2 separate regions of the Homo sapiens genome follow, and region 2 is linked to region 1. A link is an interaction called in ENCODE POLR2A ChIA-PET data of the cell type or tissue named here. Cell type or tissue: HepG2. All regions are shown on one strand. Each heading gives the region's core, and the rest is flanking DNA. Links, peaks and the distances in the headings are about the cores only. Region 1 overlaps FOXF2-DT (FOXF2 divergent transcript). Region 2 holds the start of LOC124901532 (small nucleolar RNA U13).

Evidence for each region. ChIA-PET counts read pairs that join two places held together with the same protein. Peaks named below come from ENCODE experiments on the same cell type or tissue, not always from the same donor. Only the 100,000 strongest peaks of a DNase experiment are listed, where the experiment ranks them.
Region 2: POLR2A ChIA-PET joins it to region 1 with 7 read pairs; 2 of 35 experiments call an interaction of 5 or more read pairs at or near these places.

Annotation. Positions count from the first base shown.
Region 1 is chr6:1,326,633-1,342,251 of GRCh38, forward strand. The region is part of intron 1 of FOXF2-DT (FOXF2 divergent transcript); the gene reads right to left. Among named protein-coding and RNA genes, the nearest start is that of FOXQ1, 22 kb to the left of the region's middle. In HepG2, for the core only: a CTCF peak has its summit at 9,806; DNase peaks (open chromatin) are centred at 8,939, 9,789 and 11,580; H3K4me3 peaks cover 1,599 bases.
Region 2 is chr6:1,174,526-1,190,144 of GRCh38, forward strand. LOC124901532 (small nucleolar RNA U13) reads left to right here and starts at 11,993; the gene lies at 11,993-12,095. In HepG2, for the core only: a CTCF peak has its summit at 8,348; DNase peaks (open chromatin) are centred at 4,186, 8,366 and 8,736.

The sequences.
Region 1 (15,619 bases), core at 4,487-12,486:
TGAGTCGGAGAAGAGACCCCCACCCCCCGCACCCCTGCACAACCCTCCGGTCGGCTTCCTCACTCCCTCCCCTCACTTCCTCTCTCTGCCCTACTGGAGAAGGAAACACTTTGTTAGTGCTAAGCATGCCCAGTAGCCAAGGCCAGGCTTTAGCTCTAAGTCAGAAGGAATCTAAAGGATAAACAGGATCCAAGTCCTCCATTCTCTGTTCCCTGCCAGGCCAGGGAGCAGACTGGTTCAAACAGACAGCTTCCCTGACGCATCCTACTAGAGAAGCCTTGATTGTTGGATCTCCAGCAACGTTCACGCTGCCCTCCTGGAGGAGGCTCAGGGGATGCCTGCTTAGGAGCCGAAAGCCCAAGCCCTCTCAGCTGTGTCAGGATGATGATAATGGGTGCAGGTCACTCCTTTCCTTAGGAACGCTTTTAGACTTTACCACATCTCCCCTGGAGAAAAGGGTTCTCCCCTGGCCTGTCATGCAGTTATCTCCAGAGAGGCAAGGAAGGCATGGTGGGCGGGCAGGGTCACGTACCATGAAACCCAGCAGTGGGGCAGCAAAGCCACAGTATCAAGTCTTCAAAATAAGGAGCAAGAGGCGCAGGGGCAGTCCCGGCATGGGGAGAAGACAAATGACAGTCTGCAAAAAGATAACCCTGCTGCCGATCTTAGCATTTTATCTTTTTTTTTTTTTTTTTTTTTTGAGACAGAGTCCTACTCTGTTGCCCAGGCTGGAGTGCAGTGGCACGATCTCGGCTCACTGCAACCTCCACTTCCCTGGTTCAAGCAATTCCCCTGCCTCAGCCTCCCACCTCACTAGCAGAGGTGTCAGGTATGAATGAAACAATCTGTGACCCTTGTGATAGCAAGCAGTGCCATAACAAAATTGCTAAGAGAGGAGATCTTGAGTGCTGTCACCACAAGCAAATGAAATTCATACAGCAAACGTGATTTCATGGCAGCAGAGCTTCCTGGCCCTGAAGTAGAGATCAAGCCGGGCTGCACCCTCGGCTGCCAAAGGACTCCCTGCCGTGGCTTGCAGGGGGACCCGTCCGCTCAACCCCTCTCTCAGTAAAAGAGTTGGAGCACAAATTAATTTGGTAGGTGCCAGAAATAAGTAGGGGAGGAGGGAGGTGAGCCGGTGGACAGAAAGCAGTGGATACAGGGTGAGCTGTCCAGCCAGCTACTGCTGAGAGTGACTAGTGCTGAAGGCCATGAGAAAACTCTGGGAATGGTATGATACACTTGCCTGGGAATGATCCCAGCAGAGACCAGAGAGACAAGGGCGTGATTGGTTGAGAGGTCCCCGGGTTGGTAGGGGCATGTCTCAGCTGCCATGCATTGGAGCTGAGCACTTCCCGTGCCTTCAGAGAGAACCTTCTAGCAGATAGGGCAGCTGAAAGCATTTAATACTCACCCCCACCACAGTTCAGCCCTGCAGGCTCTCTGCATCCACACCAGGCCCTTTCAGTCAAGACTGGGATCCTGCAGTAGGGACAGTGATCTAGGAAATGGCCTCTGACTTGCAGCATTTGCTAAATTCCATGGTGAAAATGTACTCACAATGGCCCATCTCAAACCATCAGCAGCCAAACACTGGATGGGACATTCCTGCACATGCAACCCCTGGCTGCTGTGCCATGAGCTAGTAGGAGCCTGCTCCAGCACACCACAGAGGCTGAGATGGGGATCCCCTTGCCTTGAGGCTCAGGTGTTGAGTCACTGGCTTTGCCTGGGGACAGGGGCCTTTGGTCCCAGGGATCCTACCATGGGATCTTCAATCCAGTAACAGCTCTCGTGCCTAGAGCTGATTTCTAAAGTTAAAGATTCGAGAGTGAAGAGGCTATGTAGTTCAGTGATTAAGAGCATGGACTCTGAGGCCAGCCTGCCCACATTTGGATCCCAGCTCAACCATGTGTCATCTGTTGTAACCTTGAGCAGGTAACCTCTCTGTGCCTGTTTCCTCTCCCATAAAATGAGGATAATAATAGTAATGACCTCACAGCATTCTTGTAAAGGTTAAATGAGTGATTATATGCAAAGTTCTTGGAACAGTGCCTGACACATAGTAAGCACTACTTAAATTTAGCTGTTATTATTTAGGGATGGAAATGAACAGTTGATAAACCTGAATTCTAAGAGCATAATAAAGTTGTCTGGTTCATCCTGAAGACTCTGCATTTCTATCACCTAAAGTTACACCTAGAATTAATTCTGGGAGACAGAGGTAGACAGAGTGAGATAGAGAGAGATTAATAGTCTCCTTTATGAGAGGAACTTTTTAATGCCACAATAAATGAAGCAGGGATCATAGAAGGGCAGGTCTCCCATATTTGAGGGTTTGTACAGCACCAGGCTCAGGTTAAAGATTGATTTGTTCTTTATTTTATATATGATTGTATACAAAGTGATGATTTGATATGCATGCATTATGGAGTGATTAAATCAAGCTAATCAGCATACCCAACAACACATACTTATTGTTTGTTTTTGGTGAGAACATTTAAGATCTCCTCTCTTGGCAATTTTCCAGCATACAATGCATTATAATTTACTATAGTCATCATGCTGTATAACAGATCTCCAGCATGTATTTCTCCTAACTGAAATTTTGCACCCTTTGACCAAGATCTCTCCAACATCCCCACACACGGTTTTTGTTAACCACCATCTAGTCTCTGTTTCTATGAGTTCAACTTTTTTAGATTCCTTCCACATATAAGTGAAATCAGGCAGTATTTGTCTCTGTGCCTGGCTTATTTCACTCAGCCAAATGTTCTCCAAGTTCACCCACACTGTTGCAAATGACAGGATTCCCTTCTCTTTATGGCTGAATAGTATTCCGTTGTGTATTTATACCACCTTTTCTTTCTCCATTCATCCACTGATGAACAGTTAGGTTGATTCCATGTCTGGGCTATTGTGAATGGTACTGCAATGAACATGGGGGTGCAGAGATCTCTTCAACATACTGATTTCATTTTCTTTGGATATACACCCAGTGATGGCATTGCTGGATCCTATGATAGTTCTATTTCTAATTTTTTGAGGAGTTTCTACACTGTTTTCCATAATGGTTGTACTAATTTGCATTCCCATCAACAGTGTACAAGGGTTCTTTTTTCTCCCTATCCTCATCAGCATTTATCTTTTGTGGTTTTGATAATGGCCATTCTAACAGGTATGAGATGATATCTCCTTGTGGTTTTAATTTGCATTTCCCTGATGATTAGTGATGTTGAGCATTTTTTCATATACTTGTTGGCCATTTCTTGGCCATTTGTAAGTCTCCTTAGACATGTCTATTCATGTCTTTTGCCCATTTTTAAATTGGGTTATTTGTTTTCTTGTTATTGAGTTGCTTGAGTTCCTTATGTATTTCAATAATGGATGTCATACTTTTCTTTTCTTTTTTTTTGCAGTTGCAAGATTTAATAGAGTGAAGACAGAGCTCCCATACAAAGGGAGGGGACCCAAAGGGGGTTGCTGTTGCCGGCTCAAATGCCTGGGTTTATATCCCAATCATTGTCTCTCCCCCTGTGCTCTCAGGCAATAGATGATTGGCTATTTCTTTACCTCCTGTTTTTGCCTAATTAGCATTTTAGTGAGCTCTCTTTACTATCCGATTGGTTGGGTGTGAGCTAAGTTGCAAGCCCCATGTTTAAAAGTGGAAGCAGTCACCTTCCCAGCTAGGCTTAGGGATTCTTAGTCAGCCTAGGAAATCCAGCTAGTCCTGTCTCTCAATCCCCCCTCTCAACAGGAAAACCCAAGTGCTGTTGGGGAGGTTGGCCGACGACCGCTCTAACTGCTTCCTGCTGAATTGGGGCATAGTAGGGGTTGTGCAGTTGAAATTTCCTTGGGGGAGTGCTTTCGATATCATTAACATCGGTGCATGGGCTAGCAGGCCGGTCCAGGGGTCTGTGGTAGATCTTAGTCATGGACTGCATCTGGGGCTCCTTTTGAAGAACAATTAGTAGTTTTACAGCTTCGATTCTGGAAGAGACAAACTTAACAAGGAGGTTAAAGATACAGGGTCCAAAGAAGAGTCGCAATATTATAGCTGCTGGAGGTCCTAAGAAGGGGAGAATCCAGGGCACCCATTGGCTGAGAAGGCCCCAGGGTCCAGTGTTTTTTAAGCTCCTTTGCTCTACGTTGTATTCGATCTCGAATTTCTTTAACTTTCTCAGTGACAATTCCAGATTAATTAACATAATAACGGCATTCTTCCCCTAAAAATAAAAAGGTTCCCCCTCTTTCAGCGGTTAGCAAGTCTAAAGCTCTTCAATTTTGAAGGACTACTGCATACCCCACCTTTTGAAGTCCTTTTTCTACAAAGGAAATTCCATCAGTGTACAAGTTGAGGTCGGGATCAGTCAAGGGAACCTCTAAAAGGCCCCTCAAGTGGCGTAGGTTTGAGCAATTATTTGTTGACAGTTATGTTCTATCTTTTCTTCATTGTCTGGAAGAAACGTGGCTGGGTTAAGAGTTGCACAAGTGCACAGTCACAACACTGGCCCTTCAAGTAATATTTTACTGATATTTAAGTAAACGATTGTCTGACAGCCACAAGTCTCCTTTAGCAGAGAATATGCTGTTCACATCATGAGATGTCCACACAGTAAGATCTCTTCCCTGTATCATTTTAACTGCTTCAGATACTAAGACTGCTACGGACGCCACTACCCATAAACAAGGAGGCCAACCCTTTGCCACTACATCAATTTCCTTACTCAGGTATGCCACGGGTTGCAAGCTTGTCTCTCGGACCTGTGTAAGGACTCCTAGAACTATTCCTGTTTTTTCTGTGATATATAAAGAAGAGTCTTGCCCTGTTGGCAAGCTTAACACTGGGGCTTGGGTTAGGGCCTTCTTTAGGGCCTGGAAAGCTGCTTCTGCTTCAGGTGTCCATCTTACTAATCGGTATTGGCTTTCTGAGTTTCCTTAATTAGTGTATATAATGGTCTGGTAAATCCAATGGACCTGGGCTTGCAGGCCTTGTAGGACATTAGGATGAAATTCTAATTTATATATATCTATATCTATATATAGATATAGATATATACTGCACACCCAAACCTATTTGTTGAGTATGGTAAATATTTAGTATATGGTACAGAGTGGATACTCAACAAATGGTAATCAGCATTAATAATAGTAAAAGTGCACCTTAACCTTTAATGAGGAAGTCAAATCCTCATCAATCAACCTACAATTGTTGTACAAATTACACAGTTTACCATGAGGTAGACACTTGGGGGGAAATACCTTCAGTAACTTTTAACTAAATTACCTGGAATTTGATCTACAGGATTATTTATGTTGCAAATCAAAGCCATATAGGTCTTTGCCAACATGCATGTCATACCATTCATGCCAAGAAATATAAACCTCTGATATTACTGATTAGTGCAATTAACTTACTTGGTCTTTAAAGTGAAAACACCCCACACATTTAGAAACTATAGGAGGAACACTAAAAACCTAGGGTGTATACCGAATGAGATGCCTTGACTCTCCCATAAGAATTTTCATCTGTTGGCCAGGTATGGTGTCCCACACCTGTAATCCCAGCACTATGGGATTACATAGTGCCCAAGGCGGGCAGATTGCCTGAGGTCAGGAGTTCAAAACCAGGCTGACCAATATGATGAAACACTGTCTCTACTAAAAATACAAAAATTAGCCAAGCGTGGTGGCATGCGCCTATGGTCCCAGCTACTCGGGAGGCTGAGACAGGAGAATCGCTTGAATCTGGGAGGCAGAGGTTTCAGTGAGCTGAGATCACACCATTGCACTCCAGTCTGGACAACAAGAGCAAAACTCCATCTCAAAAAAAAAAATAATAATAATAATCTGTTAAACCAAAAAATACAATGCAAAAATGTTATTGAAATGAGACTAACAAAAAAGTTTTTAATCTCCTTATTTTCTTTTCAAGCATAACTAGATGGAAAAAGATGAAGATAATTCATCTGCTCAATTGTTTTTTTCAGCTCAGTGATTCTCTGTCTTCTATGTTTACATTGTCAAAATAGAAATAGGTCCTATTAGCTCTAAGGTTTATGCACATAAGTGATTAATCCCATTTAAAGTTTGTGTTTCTCCCTTTCCTCCACGAGCCCTCAGTTTTCCATTTTTCTCTCACCATCTTCTTGCTATCTTTCCCTGTACTCTGTGAGACCTCCTTCAAAGGTCAGCCAGAATAAGAGCAGAATTTTTTTTTTTTTTTTGAGACAGAGTCTTGCTCTGTTGCCCAGGCTGGAGTGCAGTGGCACAATCTTGGCTCACTGCAACCTCTGTCTCCTGGGTTCAAGTGATTCTCCTGTCTCAGCCTCCTGAGTACCTGGGACTACAGGTGCGCGTCACTGTGCCCAGCTAATTTTTGTATTTTTAATAGAGACGGGGTTTCACCATGTTGGCCAGGCTGGTCTCGAACTCCTGACCTCATGATCTGCCTGCCTCTGACTCCCAAAGTGATGGGATTACAGGCGTGAACCACCACGCCTAGCCCAATAGCAGAATATTCTATGCAAGAAGAAGAGAGTAAGCTTCTGCTGGATCTTACAAAAAGCTTGCCCAGATCCTTTCAACTTCCCAGGAACCACCAAACCTTCCCTCAGCAGCATGTCATCACTGGAGCAGCAGGTTGATTTGCAAAACCATGTGGAGCCAACAAAATCTTCTCAAACCCAGTCCTCATCTCACTCCATTCACCAGAACACATGTCTAAAACAGCAAAGATTTCTATGTGTAAAGCGAGCCCATAAGAACTCTGGGAGAAAGCATGGAAGAGTCCTAAGTCTTTTTTGTAGAAGCAGGGCTCATCTGTGCATGGCACAAACCCCAAATGCTTTCTAAGAAAAGGTGGGTAAGTGTGAGTCTTTAAATAATGTAAACTTCTATTTGTTTAAGCAATAGACAAATGAGAAACATATTTGTGGCCTATCTGACAAATAAAGGTAATGATAAAGCTTTTAAAGTCAATTTTTAAAACTAAAAAAAAAAAATACAATAAAAATAAACAGTAGTCAAGGCCAGATTCCAGAAAATAATGCAAATAGTCCATAAAATGCAAAAAAATGTTGTCTTCCTTACTTGAAACATGAATTACAGCAATAATCATTTGCCATTTATTGCCTATTGGCAAAGATTTAAGAGTTTCATAGCACATGGAGTTGGTGAGGTTTTGAGGAAATAGGCAGTTCATATAATGTTGATAGGGTTGTAAATTGATATAACTTTTTCACAGGGCAATTTGGCAATATCTATTAAAATGTAAAATTTACATACCCTTTGACCCAGCAATTTCATTGCTAAGAATTCAGCCTAAGGGTTTGTTCTCTCATCTGTGCAAAGAGTGCAAGGGTACCAGGACACGTCTTGCTGTATTGTTTGTAATCTCCCCAAATGGGGGGAGAAAACTTGCTAATATCAATTTAAGAAACTGGTTAAATTCATTATGATACAAACCACACAATGGACTATTAAGCATGGGTGGATTCTTATGCTCTTGTGGAAAGGTTCTGAGATACACTGTTGAGTGAGGAGAAGTGTGCTGCGGACAATACATCGAGTGTGACCCCATTTGCAGTGAAGGTTAAATAGATATATATCCGTCTGTGTGAAAGTTTGCACGTGCAGAGGAAATTTTCAGAAAGATTTTAAGAAAGACTTAAATTGCAGTTACCTCTGTGTATCTGGTAAAGCTGGAGAGGTCTTTTATCTTTGGAAAAACATTTTATCTTTTACCTTACACTCTTGTATTCTACTTGGCAGAAGTCATTTTTATCATTAATGTGCATTACTTTACTATTAAGACAAACATAGTTTACTATTTGGGGAAGAATACAAAAGAGAAAAAGGAGGAGAAAACAAAGGAGGGAAGGAAAGCATAAAGGTTTAAAGGAGGGAGGAGGGAAGGAGAAAGGAAAGGAAAGGAAGAGAGAAGAAACCTCCTCATTCTTTTGAGTAGAAGGCCGTTACCTGTTTCAATGGAGACAGTTAGCAGCACATTTTAAAACTTAAGTAATTTTACCCAACTTCACAAACACTAACTTGTTGCTTCTTTTATAAATGAAAACAAGGAAGTCTCTAGGGTTGGTTTCGTCCACACTTTTTCTTAGGCTATATGCAAACCACCCTGGGATAAAGTCCTCACTGCACGTAAGCCAAGGGTGACTCCAGGGAGCCAGACGGCATTTCCTTCCATAATACACAAATTTGTATTTTGCCTGATGTTTTTGTCTCTGAGCCCAGATCCCACAGTGATAGGCGCCACAAAAGTACACAGACCAACAGAGGACGCGCCCTGATTTTGCAGAAGAGACCGATGCTTGGAGGTCAAGAGGCTGCCTGCCACGGATTCAGACTGGAAGCTTCGGCCGTCTGAGCAGATTAGAGCATCAGGCTTTGTCGCTAGTGCATGCAGGAGTTTTCACAGATAAAAATCTTTCTTTCTTCTCCTTAAGATTCTGGTAGCTAACCAGAAGCTACATGAATTTTTTTTTACTTACTTTTTAAGATTAAAATCATACATGAGGTCTCTTTTATAAGATAATGAGTATTGCAAAGGATTTTTTTTTTTAAAGAACTGGTTTTTAAAAATTGAGAGACTTTAACAAGGCTTGTATGTTTGTTTTTAAACTCCTTTTCTATGGTAAAGGAGGAAAGTTTAGGCCTACCACAGGACCAAGGCTTGCAGAAAGACAAAACTGTTCTGGAAGCAAATGGGACCCACTCCTTCACCTCCTTCCCCCGCCCTCCCTTTCCTCTCCTTGCCCCAAACTGAACTCTGCAACCATTACTGAAGCTTACAAAATATTCTGCTACTACTCGACAGTTTAAAAATTAACAAGCATGTAAAGCTACCGGGGGTAAAAGCCTGGAGCCTGTGGCAAGAAGCAAGCCCTGGCTGGATTCTGTAATTATTTCTTACGCAACTCCAGGTCGCAGTCACAGCTTTCCGAAGATTACACACTTCCAGCCGCTCAGCCCTGCTGGAGCAGGAGGGCCTGGCTCTGCCAGAGTTGTGTATGCCTCTCATAGCATCATAATTAGTCATTAAACAGCAGAACAAAGGGCCATTCTGACCAAGGTGGCACTACTGGATTCCTTTGCTTGCAGGAAAGGAGAAATTTCTTGCACGTTCTCCCCTGGAAGGATGTGAATGGGGTTGGGAAGGGAAGACCAAGATGTGGAGAGGGGTGGACCGAGAGTTAGTTGCAGAAGGCAGACTTCATGGGGATTTTCTGTCCCTGCTGCTGCGTTTCTTGTTTGTGTTGCTGCATAAACTCCACCAGACCAGCACGCTGTGACTGCCCTAGCCCGGCCCGATCAATGGGAAGGGACCTCTTGGAGGGCCTCTGTGCCTACGAGGTTTCCAGCCCTACCCCAGGCTTTTCCTTATTACCAAGATTGCTGCCCTCATGTTCACACATTTTATTTTTTATCAGAATTTTGCGAAATCAGAATTCTAAACTTCTGAGGCCCTAGATAGTTTTAATGAAGCATATACCTAGAACCTGAATATTCAGGGTAAAGTATTAGCCTTAAGTATAATCACGGCTAGCCCATGGATTCTGCAGATGAAGAAACTGAGGCCAGAAAGCCCAGTGGTGAGCTTTATTACAAACATTATGGGGGCTTCATGAAGGCACTTGGCTTTACTTTATTCTTGGAACTCAGAGCTAACCTCCCATGCTTTCTTTGTCTGCTCTATGAATTCAGTGTCTACCTGAAACCTCCACCCAACCTGTTTGTACACTTGGAAAACCCAACCTGGTGCATGGGCTGGGTGATAATCATGGCAACACTGCAGCCTGCAGGTAAGTGTGAAGATAACAGCAAGACAGCTGGAGAGTGCTACCTGCCAGCACACAGTCTCAACCCCTAAGAGGCAGCTGCGCCCAAGAGAGGAGGGATGTCAATGAAGGGTCACACCTTCAGTTTGGGCTGAAATGAGTGAGCTAAAGGAGTGGTTTGTTATTCAGAATTACATTTGCCAAAGTGTACTAGGGAAAAGAATTAATTTCCCACAGCATTGGTAAGAGGATTGGGTCTTTTTGCCTGGACTTTATAGAAGAGGTCAAGAAAGATGGAAAATGGCCCACGGAAACTGACTCGCCCACAGCGGCCTGCCCTGCTCAGCTGTGCCACTCAGTAACCACTAACAGCGACTCCAAGTTGACAAGAGAAAAACAGTCTTTTCACATTAATCTCATTTCCCTGTGTGAGAGTTTCACTAGACTACATCAGGGAAACACCACAGACACTGACTATCCAGTTCTAATACATCCGAAAATATCTTCAAGGATGGCATAGAGAAATGTAGGTTAGACAATTAAGTTACAGAGAAATTCCGTGGATTAATCAGTTGTAACCCAAAGGTGCCAGTTAATGGATTAACATCGACCTATAGGGACACATCAAAGAATTCTTTTCCACCATGTTTTCCAATGAACTGGATAGAAACACCTTCAGATCTCAGCTCAAATGTTACCACTTCCTTTGAGGTTTTCTCTAGCCACCCTATCTAAAATTGGGAAAAAAAAAAAAAAGTCCTCTCCTCTTTTATCTCTCTCTTCTGCTTTATCTTTCTCCTCGGCACTTGGCATTACTGAGTTTACCATATGTACCTATCTTTGTTTCATGTGTCTTTCACACTTGAATGAAAGCTCCAGGAAAATAGGGATTTCTTCCTGTTTTGTTCACCGCTGTATGCCCAGATCTTAGATTGGTGCCTGGTGGCTGGGCACCATGGCTCACACCTGTAATCCCAACACTTTGGGAGGCCGAGGCAGGTGGATCACCTGAGGTCAGGAGTTCAAGACCAGCCTGGCCAACATGGTGAAACCTCATCTCTACTAAAAATAAAAAATTAGCCAGGCATGGTGTCACTTGCCTGTAATCCCAGCTACTTGAGAGGCTGAGGCAGGAGAGTCTCTTGAACCTGGGAGACGGAGATTGCAGTGAGCCGGGATCGCACCACTGCGCTCCAGCCTGGGCGACAGAGCAAGGCTCCGTCTCAAAAAACAAAAACAACAACAAAAAAAAGATGCCTGGCATGTCAAAGTGCACTCAATAAATAGTCACCAAATGAACCAATGGATGGCAATAATGTGCTTGCTGAATGTGAAGATAGCATAAACCCAGGCGGGTGGGGGAAATATTAGATGGCAAAGTCAACAACCAAAATTATCTTGACAGGTGAGAACGACAGTCCGAAGCCAGCAAGATGGAATTTAACAGGCTATGTAAATCAATCCCACAGTTAGATTTCAGAAAAACAATTGCACAAGAACAAGATGGGAAAGATAATGTGGCTAAATAATACCACATGCAGAAATGACAGGGTCTCGGATGACTGCCAGCTCAGTCTGAGTCAAAAATAAAACCCTCCTTTCAAAAAAGTGTGATCTTTGCTGTCATCACTAATTAAAATAATCATAGTTTTCAGCACAAAAGTGTGCTCATATGCATTCCTGCACTTGAACTCACATCTTTTCATAGATACATGCAATATGCCTGTGATCAAGTTTATTCATTCCAGCCTGGTTTGTAAGAGCAAAGATGAGAGTCCACCTAACTGTCCATCAGTAAACAGGGGACTGGTGAAATAAATGAGGGAAAGCGAATACAGCCTTCAAATAAGAAGGAGGAGCCAGGTGTGGTGGCTCAGGCCTGTAATCTCAACACTGTGGGAGGCCGAGGTGGGAGGATCTCTTGAGCCCAGGAGTTCAAGACCAGCCTGGGCAACATGGTGAACCCCATCTCTACAAAAAATATGAAATAGAAAATATTTGTATGGTGACGCACACCTGTAGTCCCAGCTACTCAAGAAGCTGAAGTGGTAGGATCACTTGAGCCCAGGGAGGTCGAGGCTGCAGTGAACCATGATTGCACTACTGTACTCCAGACTGAGCAACAGAGTAAAACCCCAGCTCAAAAAAATAAGAAGAAGAAGGAGGAAATTCTTAATGCATTGGTTCAGAGCAGTCTCTAAGGTAAATAGGTAGGGGAGACAGAGATTTAACAAAAAAGAAAACAAATCTCCAGCTTTATTTAGATTTCATTTGGAGTCTTGCTACTCGGGCTGATCCTTGGCCATTAGTGTGGGCAGGCTGAAGGCTTTTTAGAAGTGCAAAGTGGCAGGACCCATATCAGACCTACTGAAACAGAATTTGCATGTTAATAAGATTCCTAAATGATGCCTATGCACTTTACCATTTAAAAAGTAAATTTACTTTATCGTGGTAAACTATGCATTACATAAAATTTGCCACTTTAACTATTTATGCAATTCAGTGGCATGAAGTCCATTCACAGCGTAGCACAGCTATCACCACACCATCCATCTCCAGAACTTACACAGATTTTATTGGTAGTTTTGAACTACTTGGAAGAACAAATTTGTAACACTTTTAAAACTTGTTTGTTCTTAAAGGTACATCTCTCATCTGTTGATTCATTCATTCATTTAATGTATACCCATTGAGTGTTTGTGCTAATCCAGATATCATTCTGGACACAGAGGGCTACAGTGATAAGCAGAAAGACATGAAGTTTACAGCCTAGTGAGTTGGCTGAAGTGATTTATTTGTCTTTTATTCCATCTTCATTGAGGTAGGTATAATGACAAATAAAACTGGTATGACCATTATGAAAAAGAGTATAGAGGTTTCTCCAAAAATTAAAAATAGAAGTGTCACATGATCCAGCAATCCGCAACCAAAAGAATTGAAATCAGTATGTTGAAGAGACAGCTCGCTTCCATGTTTATTGCAGCACTATTCACAATAGCCAAGATATGAAATCAACCTAAGTGTCCATCAACAAATTAATGGATAAAGAAAATGTGACATATATATATATATACACATATATATACACACACATATACACACACACACACACACACAATGTAACACTATTCAGCCTTTAAGAAGAAGAAAATCCTGTCATTTGTGACAACATGGATGAACCTGGAAGACATGATGCTTAGGGAAATCATTCAGACAGAGAAAGACAAGTACCGCATGATCTCACTTATATTAAAGGTCTAACTCATAGAAGCAGAGAGTAGAATGCTGGTTACCAGGGACAGTGAGGTGGAGAGACTAGGGAGATGTTAGTTAGAGGGGACAAACTTGCAATTATAAGTTCTGCAGATCTATTGTACAGCGTGGTGACTATAGTTAATAATAATGAACTGTACACTTGAAAGCGGATAAGAGAGTCAATCTTAACTGTTCTCACCACAAAAGAGACAAAAATGATAACTATATGAGGTGATGCACGGGTTAACTAATTTGATCGTGGTAATCATCTTACAGCGTATATGTACGTCAAGTCATCGTGCTGTGCACCTTAATATTGAAATGCTGCTGTGGGGAATGAATTTAACCCAGCCTGCCTCATGCCGTCTGGACCCTTCCCTCCAACCTCACTTCTTGTAGCCCTCCCTCATGTTCTGGAGGCCAGGGAACTTGTAACATTCCCAACAGTTCTGAGTCCATGCCCAAAAGGTTCTCCAGGATCTCAGGGAATACTGGATTTTGCAGGATCCTCCTCCGTGATTCATTCAGAAGAGTCCGTGGCTGAGCTGACACCAACGTCAGCTGATTTTGCCCCAACAGACTCTGCCGACTGAAGGGATTTCTGCAGCTTTGAGTCATTCACTCTTCTTTGGTCACCGTGCTTAGGTCAGGATGCAGGCAGTCCCTTCTATCTGAGGGTAATTTTCAGTAGCTACCACCTAAGTGTTCCGCCCAGCTGGCACAATCCTAGCCTCAGCTGCGTATTTTCCTCCAAGGCCAAGGGTGATATCAAAACCAGCCCAGGAATTCTTTCCAAATTCAAGGTTACTGTTGCTGCATCACGGTGTGACATGGGTAAGATCTTGCCCTTGGATGGTGCAGTGTGGACTTGGTGTGGGATTTTGTTCATGTTCTGTAGTCACTGGCCAGAAGGATGAGGTTCACATTTTGCATGAGGTTGCTGGGGGTCTTAGAGGTCACACTAATTTGGCACCATTCTACATGGTCTGCAGATGAGTTGATTGAAAGTCCCCATTCTGCCCACACTTGCTGCAGCCACACACAGTACCTGCTCTTCATCACTTTGCCTCCCTTAATACTTCAAGATGTATTTTTAAGTAAAAAAATTTAAAAAGTGAGATGTAGAATGGCATTTCAGCATAGTACCTTTGCACAGGGGGAAGGGCACCCACTCTGTTACAGGCACTCAGGTGTGTGTGTTATCATACCCGGAGGGCAGCCCTGAGCACACACATGCCAGTGGCCTGGCTGACTCCAGGGGTGTGGTGATGGAGACAGCAGTGCCAAGAGGACATGCCATCACTGCCTCTGTCCCTTTTGAATTGGCAGCATGTGCAAGTATTACCTAGTCAAAAAATTAAATCTGAATTATGAATAAATTTAAAACTGGTTTTCTACCTTACCAAATATAATGTTTTACTTTATTTAACCAACATGCAGTGCCAGTACTAAAGAAGTGACTGCCCTATTTTTTACCATGTATTAGTCAAGACTTTCTCATGTATAGAATGTTCAAATTTGAACATCATACTTCCAAAAAAGTATATTTGATATTTATATAATAAAGGTACTTTCTTGTCTTTCCTTCTTCCTCAAAACAAGAAGCATGCCAAGGGAGATCTCATCTCTAGGTTTAAATTATTTCTTTGCCATCTGTTAGCATGTCTTCAAGTCATTCTTTGTAAGCCATTCATTTCTGTGCATTGCTTCACAATGCCACATCCTCTATTCTCGTAAGATCCTGTACCAGCAAATGACACACAAATTCAAGAGAATGTTCTAAGTATACATTCAGATAGTAAAAGCATACGTTAGTCACAAATTTTGTTTATTCATGTTTCTACAACTTCAATAGTAGAAATAGGTAGATGATTTCCAGTTTCCACTCCACTATGTAGGGAGCTTGGAAGCGATCATCACTTCCATCCTCACAACAAGAAAAGAGTTAAACAAACTGAAAATCAACAACTCTTCTTAGATCCATCAAAGAATTGCAGTCCCAGGGAAAACTGCTGCCCCCAAAATGGAGAGACAGATAGGCAAATACAGAGATTCACATTGTACTGGAGCAGAGGCCCAAGAAAGAAAACAGCTTCAGGAACCAGTACCAGTGTCTCTTACCCAGCACATCATGCCTGGCTTTTAACAAGAGATTAGGATGTGTATGAAAACTCTAAAAACACAGAAGAAACAGAGCAAGCATCAGAACCAGACTTGGATATTGCAAATATATTGGAATTATCAGACAAGGAATTAAAAAATACTGTAATTAATATGCCAAGGGTTCTAATGAAAAAAGTAGGCAATATTCAAGAAAAAATGGGTAATGTAAGCATAGAGATGGAAACTCTAAGAAAGATTCCAAAGAAAATGCTGGAAATCAAAGATGCTACAACTGAAATGAATGCCTTTGATGAGCTCATCAATAAACTCCATGGCCAAGGAAAGAATCAGTGAACTTGAAGATATGTCAGTAGAAACTTCTAAAACTGAAATGTAAAGATCAAAAAGAAAATTAAAAGATAGAACAGAATACCCAAGAACTGTAGGACAATTACAAGAGCTGT
Region 2 (15,619 bases), core at 4,147-12,146, 150 kb before region 1:
AAAATGGCCTTAATTTACACTATTATATATGATTTGGCAACTCATCTTAATTACAGAATTGTTTTAAGATATTCAACTTTACTACATTCAAGAAATTCCTATAGAACTAGATTTAATACAGTCACACACAGCATAACAATGTTTTGGTAAACCACAGACCACATTTAGGATGGTGGCCCTATAAGATTAAAATACCTTTTCTATGTTGAGATACACAAATGCCACTGTGTTACAATTGCCTACAGTATTCAGTACAGTAACATGCTGTACAGCTTTGTAGCCTGGGAACAATAGGCTCTACCATTGAGTCTAGGCATGTAATAGACTCTACTTCCTAGGTTTGTGTAAGTTCACTCAATGATGTTCCCACAATGATGAAATCACCTAACGACACATATCTCAGGTGTATCCCTATCATTAAGTGATGCATGACCATATTTATGTCTAATATTAATATCTCTTTAGGAAAATATCTCTTTAATTTTATTTAATTCTTTTGAAAGTAAATGGATACTTGTCAAGTTTAAAAAGACTTTAAACAATGGATTCTGTTTAAAAGTTATAAACTTTTAAAATTCCAGTAATTTTATTTAGCTATTAATTTACTTACCAAATCCTTTCTTTTGCTGATAGCTCAGGTTGAATCAGTTCAACTTCTATCTAAATTACCTCATAGGCCAACTACAAGACTCAAAATCAATTGACTTATATTACATAAACGCAGATAGTTAACAAGACACTCACGTACCAAACCAGAAAATGGCTTATGTTGAGACTAGTTAACATCAGCATTGGATAATCTCATCATCCACAAAATGATAAGGGAAAAAGATGCATTATAAAGATTAGACAGAAAACATTGTTAGCGGAGCGCAGGAACTGGATTAGAGGTAGACTTACTGCCGCCCGAACACATCCAGGTTCTTAGCAAATGAATATGGCTGACACTAATATCAACCTGCTAGTTTTGATCTGAGCCATGACCCATATTTCAAGACATATATATTGGAATATTTCTCAACGCAAGCAAACCTCTTCCTTAATTCTTACTTCTCATCCTCACCCCTTTGAGTTAAGTGCCTCACAAAGTGGTACTAACAGTGCACTTGTAATGCTGTTTTGTGATCATCTGCTATTTGTTTCTAATCCTGGACTGCATGCCCCTTTTTTGCAGGATTCACATCTTTTTATCTGCAGTCTCTGGCACATGTTAGCTTCTAAATAAATGTCACTGGCTAAATGAAAGAGGGGCCCTTTATAAATCCACAAACAAATAAGTACCCAAGTGTAGGAAACAACACACGTTTGAATCTTATTTCATCTTTCTCTTGCAAGTTTTGATTCAAGAGAGGAACTCTGTGCAGTCTGATTTTTAGTAGGGCTTTCCATGAAAACAACGGAGAGACAGGGCTACTTGGCTAAGATTTCAGTGCTCTCCCGGTGGAGCTTGCTAGAGATCAGACGCATCACTTACCCACTTTCAATGGGGCAGCGTGCTTGGGGAGAAATGGATCTGCAGCTACAAGCCTGCATTGCACAAGCCTGTGGGTTCCTGCTGCCTATATCAACAGGAGGCCTTTGCCCAGCAAATGGTTTGGTATACTTTTCATCTTCCTTGACAATTAAAGCTCCAATGTGGCATGTTTGTGTTTCAGGTGAAAGGTTTAAGGCACTAAGGAAGAGTCACCCTTGTTGCCTCATCAACATTAATTAGCTGGCATGATTTCCAAATAGCCTTTGATTAAAACCTTTGAGACAGTGACAGTCAAGAAAAACAAGGTCCAAGTCTGTGTTCATCGAACAAAACAAATGCAGTCCAGAACAATCATTTCTTGGCCTTCATGTCCCGAAAAGCAGACCCACAAAAGACAGGCCATCACTCAGGTTCATCTGAGAGCAACCTGCAAGCGGATCCAGGCTTAGGGCATAACAAGACGGCCCACAAGCCTCGACTATAGAGAGGTTCACAAGCACTTCTCAAGGAGCCTGTAGGAAGCTCTGTTATCCCCAGCAGATAACGCAGACAATACTAAAACATGGCCCACCATGGCAAGACCAAGTCTCAGATCTCTCCTCCTGGGTTGTATGTGCTGGCCAAGGGCCTCCAAGTCCCAACGGGAACGTTCTATCTACACCCGCAGCCTCCTGGCCCTTCCCTCCCTTCAGCTGCTGCAGCCCACATACACCTCACTCACCTCGTACACATTGTACGCCTCATCACTTCTCTCCTCTCTCAGCTTGGTGAGATCAAAGGCTGCGGCTGATGTGGATAAATTACACTCTAATGTGAAAGACATTCAGTCATGCTATTGCTTTACCTCAGGCATCAGAGTTGGGCAATAAAGAAAAGGCTTGTGCCTGGGTAGAAAAGGACTCCAGGCATCTTTCCAGTGCCCTTTGAATGGAGTCACTCCAGCTTCTCCTGGGAGCTGTTCTGAAGCCACTGGGTTCAGTCCAGTGCCCCTTGAGTGCCTCCTCTGTGCCAGGCACCGTGCTAGGTACAGAGGATGAAAAATGGGTAAGACACAGCCCGGGGGTCTAGTTGCAGGGTTACATGTGTGATTTTGCTCTGCTTCCTGGCGTGGGAGAGGTAGATGAAGGGAAATAGACCTTGGTTTCCCCCGACAAACCCAGCTCTCTTGCAAGGGAGACTGGTTACAGGAACCTCTGTTCCAGGCTCCACCTGCTCACTCACAGCCACAGCCCACCCAAATTCCACATCCGAGGGTTGCTCTTTCTGCCTCCATCCCCTCTCCAGAGCTCCTGGCTCCCTACAAGCCCAAGTCTCCCTCCTGCTCAGCCCCACACACATGAGAAATCCAGAATCTGTTTTCCCTAGGTTTGCTTCCAGCTCATATGTTCCCTGTCCCACGTCGTGAGAGCTTTTCTGCAGTCAGTCACAGGTAGCTTCCTTAATTGCATAGATTTCTGGTAGCAGATTTTCTTCCTCAATTTTGACCCACTCTGGTCTGTAAAACACTATGAACCTATTTATGTTTTCCTGAAATCACATTAACCAGAGATTTGAGGGCTGCCCTGCTTCCAAACATGTTAGATAATGTTAATTCAGGGTCTTAAATAATGCTGCAAATAATTCACTCGGTGCACAGTTTACTAGCAAATACACAAGATTTGGCTGAATGAAATTATGTTGACTGTTGGTGAGTGCGGAGTACTTTTTTTTGCAACAGTCTGAGGTTGAACTTCATTGGTTTGAAATTGTGAGTCACAGCCTGCATGCTTCTCATCCACAAATTGCTTCCCTCTAAGCAGTGATTCTCAGTTGAAAGTGATGGCACTCGGACCCTGGGCAGTGTCTGGAGACATTGGGGATGAGCACTGGATGTTCCTGGCACGTGGTGGTTGGGGGCCAGAGATGCCCCCAACCATCCTACAACATCCAGGTTAGGCCCCACAGTGGAGAATCACCCAGCCGAAACGTCAACAGGACCACAGTTGAGCAACCTGCTTTAAAGGAATCCACTGGATGCCTGCAGTGTTCTCACCACCCCAGGTTCACTCCGATTGTCCCACATGTCATCCTTCCATGTCACTCAGGTGAGCTCAATAGGAGGTCCTTCAGGAATTCTCCATGAGAAAACCATTCTGGCTTCCAGTGCTGCTACAGCTGGGGTCTGGATGGCTTTCAATATTCTCTTCTACAGGAGCATGTCTTTGCATGGTGCCAGGGAAGCCAGAGATAGCTAGCAGATTCCCCTGAGCCTCATTCACATTAGAAGCCCTTGCTGTTGTCAGAAGGGAACCTAAAAGAGAGTTGGATATTTAACTTTTTAAATTTGTTTGCTCAGTTCAGATACATAGGTGGGATGGTTCTATATTATGATACACGCTTGGCTCCATGTTGTCTGGATAATGATCACTACCATGCTGGACAAGCTATGTATGGTGTAAATGGACACTTTCTGGAGAGCACCCGTCACATCTCACCCTCAGAGCCTCCTGGTCAGGGTCTCCTGAGGTATAAGTCACCATAGTTACTTTGGAGACCTTGCTATCCTGGCCACAGTGAACTAGACCAAATATTGGTGTCTGGCCCAAGTATGATCCAGAAGAGAGCCTGGAATAAGAGCTCCACTCAATGTGAGTGCTTAATACAGATGACAGACTGGCAGGAACCACCACATGCTCTGGGTTGCAGTGTTTGTGCTACCTGTAGAGGCAGACAGTTGCGAAACACAGCAAAGGCAGCGGACAGAACCCATGAACCTCAGAGGATATCAGCAAGCAGAAGCACACTGCAGAAAGAACACCAACTTGGATGTGTTCCCGTGAATCCCAGCTACCCAGAGCCATCATGGGCTCATGGGTAGGTGTTCAGTTAATCTGTGTTTAGAGAATGATTTAAGAATAGGGAGATGTCTGGCAGCAGTAGCAGGAGATTAAGAAGGAAAGACATCAGGGAGCTCTTGACCATGATGTTGGAGCTCAGTGTAGAAAGTGTCACCCACTGCTGAGTGGATGACAAGATCACCTGATCCCTAGATGTCTCATGTCCTATATAGCATGCCTCCCTGCCTGAGGCCAAGCCAGGCCACTCTTGGGGCTGCTTCCTGCTCTCTTTCTTACCTGTGTAATTTCAAAATAAAATGACAGTAACTTAGATACTCTGAAATGTCTCTTAAAACCCCCAAAAAGGGCTGGGAGTGGTGGCTCATGCCTGTAATCCCAGTACTTTGGGAGGCCGAGGTGGGTGGATCACAAGGTCAGAAGTTCAAGACCAGCCTGGCCAAGATGGTGAAACCCTGTCTCTACTGAAAATACAAAAATTAGCTGGGCACGGTGGCAGGCACCTGTAATCCCAGCTACTCGGGAGGCTGAGGCAGGAGAATTGCTCGAACCTGGGCAGCAGAAGTTGCAGTGAGCTGAGATCGCACCACTGCACTCCAACCTGGGCAATAGCTCTGTCTCAAAAAAAAAAAAAGTCCACAAGACTTTGTCAAGATGGAAATGAAGTAGAGACCTTGAACCTGGAGGGGTTTTTAAGCGAATGGAGGACCAGTGGACCTAAGATGTGTACCTGCCCCTGGGGTTAATCCTTCTAGTTCATAACTTGGATTAATAATGGGACAAAATCTCTTACTAGGACTAAAAGCAAGAAAGAATATTTTTAGATGCTTTGTTCCCTCCCCTGCTCCAGCCACACTGTGCCTCTTGCCAGATAAAATACAAGCATTTCTGTACCTTCTCCTGCATGACATAAACAAGACCTAGGATTTGATGAGTTCTGTCTTAGATGAGACTTGGGACAGGCCACAGCTCTGCCCAGCCTCATCCTGAGTAAGTCAACGTTAACTTGATCCACCCTGTAATCAAAGCATGATTTATTCTGGAACCCTGAACCCACAGCAAAACATTAGATAACAACTAGCCTATTAATAAGAGATGAAAGTGTTATTTTTAGATTAGGTTAACCTGGAAAAAGGTTGACTCAATTCTGGCTTACTGAGACGACCAAGCTGTGTACATTAACGGATCATCTATTTATGTACTTAGCAGTGCTCAAATTAACAGGCACGTATCCACTCTCGTAACGCTGTGGTTTTCTGAAATGGGCGCAGGTGTTCCATGTAGGTAAGAGTCACCTCTGTGAACACACGCATTTCTCTTTCCTGTTAGAAAATACCTGAAATCTCTTCCGAATGCTGTGCAGACTCCAGCCTGTACGGGTATTACAAACTGAACCCCCACTGCCCTCCGACTGGCTGCACACTGAGTTAGCATCTGCTCGCCCTTCTGCCCCATGTTCTTTGAGGGTGAGGAGGTGGTAAACACGGGCATGACACAGTGTAAGCATGACTGCTGCCGCCGGCTCTTACTGTAAGGTTTTTAGTTAAGAATTCATTTCTCAATTCCCCGTGGAGCTAACTTACAAAAGAATGAGGAAGAATAATGAGAGCATTTTGTCAGGAAAAAAAAAAAAACTTTTTTTAAAAAAAAACAATAGCCTGCTAATGATGTAGATGAGATCGTGTCCATTTTACAGACAAAGAAATTGAAACCAGAAGGCTCATCATCGCAAAGCAATTTTCCATTGATTCTAGAATGAAAATCTAGTTTTTAAAATTTTAATTTCAGTACTATGGCCTCTGTAATATGTATTTCATTACCTGACTAGGAAAAATGAGACCAAAGAAAAGAAACGGAACTTCTAACTCAAACTTATTAAACCAGAACTTCCATTTCTGGCTCTGATGGAGTGACGTGCATCAATCCGACCGTCCTGCACTACATCCTAACTACAAAAGCTGCACAAAATAAAAAACACGTTGTTGAAAGACAACAGAGAATAACCAAGTCAGCCAGTACTGGAGGGGCAACGATGCCAGAGAAAAAGCCCCCAACAGGTGAGTCCAATGTCATTCCTTGCTTCTCCCCTTCAAGCATCTGCTATTTCCCAAGCAACACTAACACAAAGGCAGAGACTCAGTGTTCAGGAGGCTTCACTCCAAAACCTGGAATCCGGGACTACTGAGGCTTCAGAACTAGAGAAGCAAAGAATTTGGAGAAAAAGAAACCGCAAATAAGTGAATACACAGATTGAAAAACATAAGCCACAGTGATAAGGTCTAATGTACAGGTCATTAGAATTCTAGGAAAAGGGGCTGGGGAATAAAGGGACACAAACAATATTTACAGAGGCACTGGCCAGAAATGTTCCCAAAATGCTAAAGACATTAATCTGCAGATTTAAGAAGCTCTACAAGATTAAAGCAGAATAAATTCAGAAGGCAAAAAATAAGCATTGAGATACATCACAGTGACATCTTGCTGAAAACCTCATGGGCACACATGCTGAAAATAAAAAACACAGGAGAATCTTCAAAACAGCCGAGGGTGAGGGCTGGAGGCAGCCAGAGAGAAGCACACATCATACTCAAAGGAGTAACAATTATGCTGATAGCTGATCTTCCAGAAGAAACAGTAGAATCCAGAAGACAATGGGATGGTGTCTTTAAAATGCTGAAAATAATTGCCAAATTCTTTTTTTTTTTTTTTTTTTTTAATGAGACAGTGTCTTGCTCTGCCACCCAGGCTGGAGTGCAGTGGCACAATCTTGGTTCACTGCAAACTCCGCCTCCCAGGTTCAAGCGATTCTCCTGCCTCAGCTTCCCAAGTAGCTGGAATTACAGGTGTGCACCACCATGCCCAGCTAATTTTTGTATTTTTTAGTAGAGACGTGTTTTTGCCGTGTTGGCCAGGCCCATCACTCCCAGTCCAGTGGTACGTTCTTGGGCAAAATATTTAACCTTTTTCAGGCTTCTTTTCCTCATTTTTTCCTTTTTTTGTGTGTGAGACAGGGCGTTGCTCTGTTTCCCAGGCTGGAGTGCAGTGGTGCAATCACAGCTCATTGCAGCCTCGACCTCCTGGGTTTAAGTGATCCTCCAGCTTCAGCCTCCAAAGTAGCAGGAACTATAAGTGTGTGCCACACACGTGGCTAAATTGTTTAAAAAAATTTTTTGTGGAGATGGAGTCACTGTATTTTTTCCCATCTTTTAGATGAGAATACTGGTACCTATCACAAAGACGGTGAAGATTCATTGAGATAATGAATACATGCCCAGTACAGTGCATGACTCATAGTTGACACTGAAAATAGTAGGTATTATTTTTATTATATAGTCACTCCAGGTAGTAGGAAAATACTGAATGACAAAGCATTCAGTGGGAAATAATAACAGATAAGTCCACTGTCACTCAGAATGATGAGGAATATGGCTGAGTACTAACAAAAGCAATATGTTATTTACACAGGCTGATTTCCCTGTTTTGCAGGCTGTGAAATTTGGTTGCTTTAGAGATAGGGTGGTTATTAGACATCAGTGAAAATAAGCACACTGTGAGAATTTATAGGGAAATACATTTAATTAAGTGCCATCTGAGCCACCCACACTGTGAACAAGGATTCTGGCAACAAAGGGTTATTGTTGCCAAGTTCCTGCCAAATGTTATTTTCCTAAGTTAGTGTGTTGGTGGTGGTGGCGGTGTTTTTTCTGGCCAAAGCCTGAACAAAGAATTCCAGATGGCAACATGGAGTGGGAAAGCCTCATCACCGTAGACCAAAATTCTCCCAAAGTCCAAAGAAGATTGGGAAATCCTTTTAAAATATTTCCTTTGGATGGAGGAAGGGAGTGGGTACCACAGGAAATGTAAAGTAGGAAATAACGGCGATTTAACTTAACTTTAGGGTAAATTCTTTGAGGATATTAATTCATTTCTTAAAACTTAGAATGTGCTTCCCCCACCCCCAAGGAGGAACACCAATGCAAGGCCTGGGCAAAGCACAAGGTTCTCACTAAGCGCTAGTTGAACTGAGCAAAACTGACCCCCAGAGCACAGAGTAAGTATGACAGAAATGACATCGACAATGACCAGCTCATTAAGCTCTTCTGCAGGTTTCAGTCTCTGCACTGAGCACTTCACGCGTATCATCAGATCCTGCAACAACCCCATGACAACCTTATTTCTTCCTTGATTCTTAGCTATAGAAATTCAGTCTCAGAGAGGTTAGAGACTTTCCTTCATCACAGAGCCAGTCAGTCACAGAGCTGGGATCAACCCCAGATCTGTCTCACTTTCAAGGTCATTTTCTACCACCGCACTGAGAAACCTGAGTAAAGTCCCAAAACTCCACCTTCACATCAATAGGTCACTAAAACAATCAATGTGTAAGATTAAGCTTGGCCAACAGAGGAATTCTGACCAATGTGAAACTACCGGTCGAGAAACTCAGGAAGATACCTACTGTGTTGGGAAATCACAGGACATTCTGTGTAACAAAGTTCAGTGTTACGGGGTAAAAACTAAAACACCCAACAAGCCAGTGAGGGTCACTTGTATAACTGAGGCTCCACGTTTCCACTGGAGGAGCCGAGTGTGCAGGGGTGTGGTGCAGCGCCTCACACAGCCTTACGCAGGAATGTAGTTGGCACACCCTTCTTTCTCCCTAGCCAGCAGAAAAAAATGCAGATACGCAGATTGAAAGTATAAATGTAAAAATTGCTTAATTCATTGTTAAATATTCTTATAGCTATCAGATGTAATGACAAAGACAGACAATGCCAGAAGTCATGTTTTCACAACTCTTTAGAAAAGAAAATAAGACAGTAAAGATCTGGAAAGCACGTAATTACAGGCTGCAAGTGCAATTTTGTTGCATGAGAGTGACCTGCCTCCACCCCCAGTCTCCACCATCCTTTGGACTTATCCTTTATAAGCTGAAGACTGCTATATCACTCCCAAAGTCTCTACTGAGCTGCTAAACCATACATCCAATTAGCTTTCAGATGGCTCCAGTTACATGTCACAAACAGTTCAAATTCAATATATCAAAAGTATCCAAAATTTAGCTCATAATCTTGTAGTCCAAATACGTTCTTTCTTTAATATCCACTATTCCAGTGAATAGCCCAGGTATTCTTACAACCATTCATGCTGGAGACCCAAGGGTCACCTCGGACTTGGACTCCTCTCTATCTTCTTCCCTCTACAACTGAGTTCTCTCAGGTTTGCCTTGCATATTTCCTGATTTCATCTTTCTCCATTTCTCCCTTTCTCTCTCCCTCTCTCTCTCCACCCAGCAGTGGTGCCTTTAGTTCATCATTGTTTCTCATCTGAATTAAACCAAGTACACCAAGTCCCTCAGTTATTCTTTCTCTAGTCTTGTTCCAACATAATCCATTTTCCACTCTAATCTGGTCCTTTCACCTCACTGACTCTAGACACTTCTGTATAAAGTCCAAAAGTCTTCACATGCCATATAAGATCCTTCATGATCTGTTACCTGCCCACCCTCTCCATTTTTGACCCTTGTCCTTCCTACCCTGTGCCTCCACAATCTAGTCAAAGCAAACTCCGTACTTTATCTCAAATGGCCTTCACGCTCATCTTTGTGCTTATCCTCCCATATCTGTCACACTCTTTCCCTGCTAACCCCTCCACACTCCTATATAAGGTAAGGTCAATGCTAGAAAATGTGGACTTGGCCCCCATCTCCTTCCTCTCGTGGCACCCTGTGCTCACCTCTGCCCCTCTGTCGTGGTACTTACCATATTGGGTTGTGATCATCTTCAAAGCTAGCATCCCAAAAGACAGACATGGATTACTCATCTTTGTATCTATCACCTAGTAGAGTCCATGCAATAATAGGTGGTCAATAAAAGTTTGTGGAATGAATTAATCTAGAAAAGAAGAAAGGAAAGCAAAAAGGGACACCATACATCGGGGAGAGTTTGTTTATAGGCACATTTAACAGTTGTGAGACACAGATGATCTATTATGTTAACAATTGTGAGAGACAGATGATCTGTTATGTTTTCAGAGTTTGGGACTTCAACAGGGAACTAAGAGGAATAAAAGGAAGCCTGATCTCAACGATTTAAATAACATAAAGATCATAACTGAAATATTTAATTGCCTAAAGGGACAAATGGATTCATCAGCTGAAGGGTAAACTAATCCGTAAATATCCCAGGTCTAACAGTGTCTGGCATAAAGCCTTGGTGAAAATGGGCACACCCTGCACTGCACTCTGGTGATAACCCTTAACAAAAAGTGACACCAGCCTGCTGGAGCTTTCCTCCATGCACAACAACTTCAGCCAGGGAGAAGCAGTGGTAAAAATAATAATCATGAAAGATAAATACATAATGGATAAATGGATGGATGAAAAGATAGGCAGTGGATGGATAGATAAGATAGAATAAATAGATGATTGGTAAGTAGATGATGGATAGATGATAGATGAAATTGAATAGATACATGATTGATAGATGATGGACAGATAAATGATGGATAAATGATAGATAATAGATGATAGATACAGAGATCAAATAGAATAAATAGATGATTGATAAATAGACGATGTATAGATAAATGATAGGTGATAGACAGATGATAGATAATAGATGAAATAGATAGGCAATACATAGATGATAGAAAGACAGATGGATAGACAGACAGACAGACAGACAGACAGACAGACAGACAGACAGACAGACAGGCTGGCCATAGCTGTTTTGCTGGTGAAGCTGCAGTGGCAGAACACTGTTGCAAAAATAAATGCAGGCAAAAAATGTGGACATTTGGAAGGTGGAAGCCAATGGACTGTCAGTGGGATCTGCTAAAAAGAAATTTATGGTCTGATCCCACAGATGGTGATATCTGTGGAGGACCAGCCACCTTGTGCAAAAGCTGGGAAGAATGAGAGGAGAAACTAGACAAGAACTAAACAAGTGAAGAGAACAACAGAAGATGGTAAAGAAGAGGATCTAAGGCAATAGCTGCTAAGGTGTTGACCATTAGCAAAACCAGTGCAGAGGGAGAAGATACATTGACACTGAAATTAGAGAAGAGAATGCATTAGTCCCAAAGATACAGAAGCTGAAACAGCCCAATACTCAGGACTTGCACTTCTGGCCATGATGGAGTAACATGGATCAGATTCACCCTCTTACCTTAAAAAACAACAACAAATGGAAATAATTTTAAATAATTTCAGACACTGGAAAAGAGGCAGCAGAGGACAGAGATTCCTGAGAAAAGGGGGAACAAGCAAGGTGAGCCCTGAGATGCCCCGGCTTACCAGGTGGACAGCGTTTTCAGTTAAGTGATGGTGCAAAAAGATGGAATCTAAACAAAGCCTACTGGTTTATGGACACAAGTGAGAATTCAGGGAGACACTCTGGCTAACCCCGTAGAGGAGAGTAATGGAGGAAAGAGAGCTTCACAGGGAAGAGAGCTGCACAGAGAGACCTGCACAGAAGGAGAGTCTGGAGATGGAAAGGGGGTTCCTCTACTCTTCAGCTGAGTACTGGTCAGGGTGTGGATGTGAAGAAGCTGCACCCATCAGGAGTGAGTGGGTGGAATCATCCCTGAGCTAGGGGCAAGGAACTTTGATGTCCCCATAGCAGAGTGGAGAAATCTTGTAATACATGGTCGTGCCCTCAAAAGGAAAAAAGTACCCCTAGACCAGGTTCTTTTGTGGTTCATAAGTGTGATGATTGGGTTTTTTGCTCATGTGTGAGATGTGCCTCCCTCAAACCTCGTTATGATGTCGGCACATCACCCATCTGACTTGGAAAAAAAAAAATCCCTGCACCAAAGGCTGTTCTGGTTCCATCTAACCATGCTTGAAAGCAAACTTCAAAAAGATTAACTGTTTCCAAGCAACTTAAGTATGTCCCAGAACAGACCAAGAATACTTAAAAGAATACAGAAATATCTGACATCCAACAAGATAAAAATTACATCTGGCCATCCACTCAAAAATTACCAGACATGCAAAGTAGCAAGGGAACATAATGGACAATGAGCGGGAGGGAAACTGATCAACATAAACAGACCCAGAAATAACATAGATGCAGGAGTTAGTAGACAAGGACATCAAAACAGTTATAACTACATTCCATATGTTCAAGAAGGTGGAGAAAAATGTGAGCATATTAAAGATATAAAAAGATATTTTAAGAGAGCCTTAAAGTTGGGAGAGGAGCACCTCAAAGCTTGAGGTATCTCTGATATGTAAAAAGAAAGCAGCAACATCCACTTTCCTTATCTGGTGTGATCATACCAGGCACTTTCCAAACAAGTAGACTTTTGAGAATGAAAGGGGTGCTGTTAATAATGAGCTTGGGACCATCAGCATAAACAGAGACTGCCCCGGGTTGACTGTGACATATGATGGGGCCAACATTTCCTCCCAAAGCTTAGCAATATTTAACAGTGTGTAGGACATGAACATCAACAACAGCTGACATTATGGTTTCAGTCCTTAAAGGGATGGCCTCAGCCTCTGGGAACTCTCAGCCATGCCTACTAATGCACACCACATATCTCTCCAAAATAAGTTTGTCATTTGCAGTCCTCTCCATTTGTCCCGTGGCTGACTTTGACCTCTCTCTACTGTGTTGTGCCTGACTCTTTCACTGAGAGCCTCAGGCTCAGATTTCACAATCCTTGTCCCAATCAAACTTAGCTGACTCTAGTCTCAACCCCACAGGACCATGCTGCCTACCACTCAACAGGAGCTAAAATGAAAAAGTTGTGAAGGACTTAATGAGTTACTGCTCCTTGGTAGGGAACTTATAGTAAAGCTACTGCTAGCCTCCTGGCTTTGCACGACAGCCCACCAGTTACACCAAACCAAAGTTTGCCTAAGTATTGGCAAATCCCCTGTCAAGTGGTATCTGTAAATACTCTGAATTATTTGTCCAAGTGAGTCAAAATTATTCAGGGTGCCAAAGAGAAAGACGATCTCTTGCAAGGTAAGCAACAAGTCTCGCGAAATCTTCAAGTCCCGATCCAGTGGGGAGAAATTTCCGTCCAATGACAGAGTGAAAAGACACTGGGTGTGTTGGGGACTGGAGTGCCTCCCTTTATTTCCACAAGCCTCTGCTCCTGTGAATAATGCAATGATCACAGATACTGACTTCATGTTATGACCTGATTGAAACCCAGACCCAAACCTGTCCTGGAGCATGTGATAAACCAGATGAGCCTGGAGTTCAGTTGTCACCACCTTCTCAAACACAGGCATCTTAATTAAAAAATTATAAGCTATACTTTTGCCAAGGATTCAGATGAAACATCAAAAGGGTAGAAAAGGGTGTCTTTCTTTCAGTTAAAGGACAGGCCCAAGATTGGGGGATAAGAGTGGAAAATCAGGTAGGTGAGAATCCAGAGACAGACCAAAACTGAAGCTCATCCCTAGTGAGGGGACCTTTCCCATTTTGGAGACAGATTGTGCTGTACTGATGACCATGTGCATAAACAAGCCTCTTCTCTCCACTCTTCAACCTTGTCTTTAAAAACAGGCCTGTCCCAGCATGTGGGGAAAACATACAAAGCATGTTGAACTCAGATATGAATCTGAATGCTGTGGAAAACAGCCAAAAAAGTGGCATCTTCTCCACCACTGACGATCCTTTGCATCCCTCTCCTCCTTGCAGGTAAATGAGAGCTGGAACTCAGCCTTGGCTCACAGCAGAAAACAATTCTAACCCAGGGCGCATCCACATTCGTGGGGAAATGTTCAAGTGCTTGATCATAGATGCAGGAAAAAAAAGTCTGATTTGTTGGCATCAGACCTAGTCTTTAGATGGGAAAACTAATAAACATCAACCTTGAAGACAAGAGACAAACATTTCTTCTCCAGAAATATACTGACAGTGACCTTATAGTCTTCAAACATTTGGGCCTTTAAAATAAACAGACTTTTGTAAAATATCTAATTAACAGCTAAAAGTTGTAAGTGAAGGCTGGAATATTGAGAAGATAAATAATTGGATTTCATTTATCTTCAATGCTCTAAATTTTTGCTTCTTCCACCTTTGCCTATAGGATGAACACATCCTGAGAATGCAGGCCCAGGCAGAACCAGGGACAACACAACTAGCAGACGAAGTTGAATAATGACTCTCACCCAGACCTCCCTTCACTTTGGTGCCCAGAATTTGGTCTTGTAAAAGATTCAGACATCCATGCTTCTCTAATTAGAATAGGCTTTACTTCTATAGATAAGCACAGGTAAACCAGGAGATTAGAATCTATACAATATACCTAGAACATCTTTTTAGAGCAAGTTTCACTTGAAGATTTAGGGGAAGGGGTGTTAAGAAATGTTCTTTCACTTTAAGAGCAAGTCCAGTGTTTTTAATATTGAAGTATGGATGACTTACAGGACTATGCCTAATTTGCAGGAAATTTGAATATAAAACACAAGACTTTTTGGTATTTTACTTTATGATGGGCTTTTGGGGTCCTCATCTGTAATCTTTCTGCAATACCAGCACAACCTTTCCATTTCAGTCGAGAAGTCTGGTCCACGATGTCCTAGGTAGACCGTGAAGCTCTGAAGAACATGTGCCTTGCACTTGCTCCTGGTTCAATTTGTCCATTGCTCATCATAAATCTCAGAGACACCGGAGAGAACCAAGCATCACCAACAGTGACTGATATGGTTTGGCTGTGTCCCCACCCAAATCTCATCTTGAATTGTAATCCCCATAATCCCCCCGAGTCGTGGGAGAGACCTGCTGGGAGGTAATTGAATCATGGGGGTGGTTTCCCCTATGCTGTTCTCGTGATAGTGACAGAGTTCTCACAAGACCTGATGGTTTTATAAGCGTCTGGCATTTCCCCTGCTGGCACTCTTTCTCTCCTGCTGCTCTGTGAAGAGGTGCCTCCTATCATGATTGTAAGTTTCCTGAGGCCTCTCTACTCAGGCATAACTGTGTCAATTAACCTCTTTTCTTTATAAATTACCAGACTTGGGTATTTCTTCATAGCAGCATGAGAACATATGAATACAATGACCAGTTATGGATGAGAAGTGCCCAACTGCACAATCTTATCGATTTCATACCACCAGGTCTCACAGAAATGGTACGGAGATGTCTCAAGCAAGATCAAATCAGAAAAATCATGACTCCATGAGGAGCCAGGCACAGTGACTCCCACCTGCAATCCCAGCTACTCAGGAGGCTGAGGCAGGAGAATCACTTGATCCCTAGGATTTGAAGCTGCAGTGAGTTATGATCATACCACTGCACTCCAACCTGGGTGATAGAGGGAGACTCTATCTCTTAAAAAATATATATCC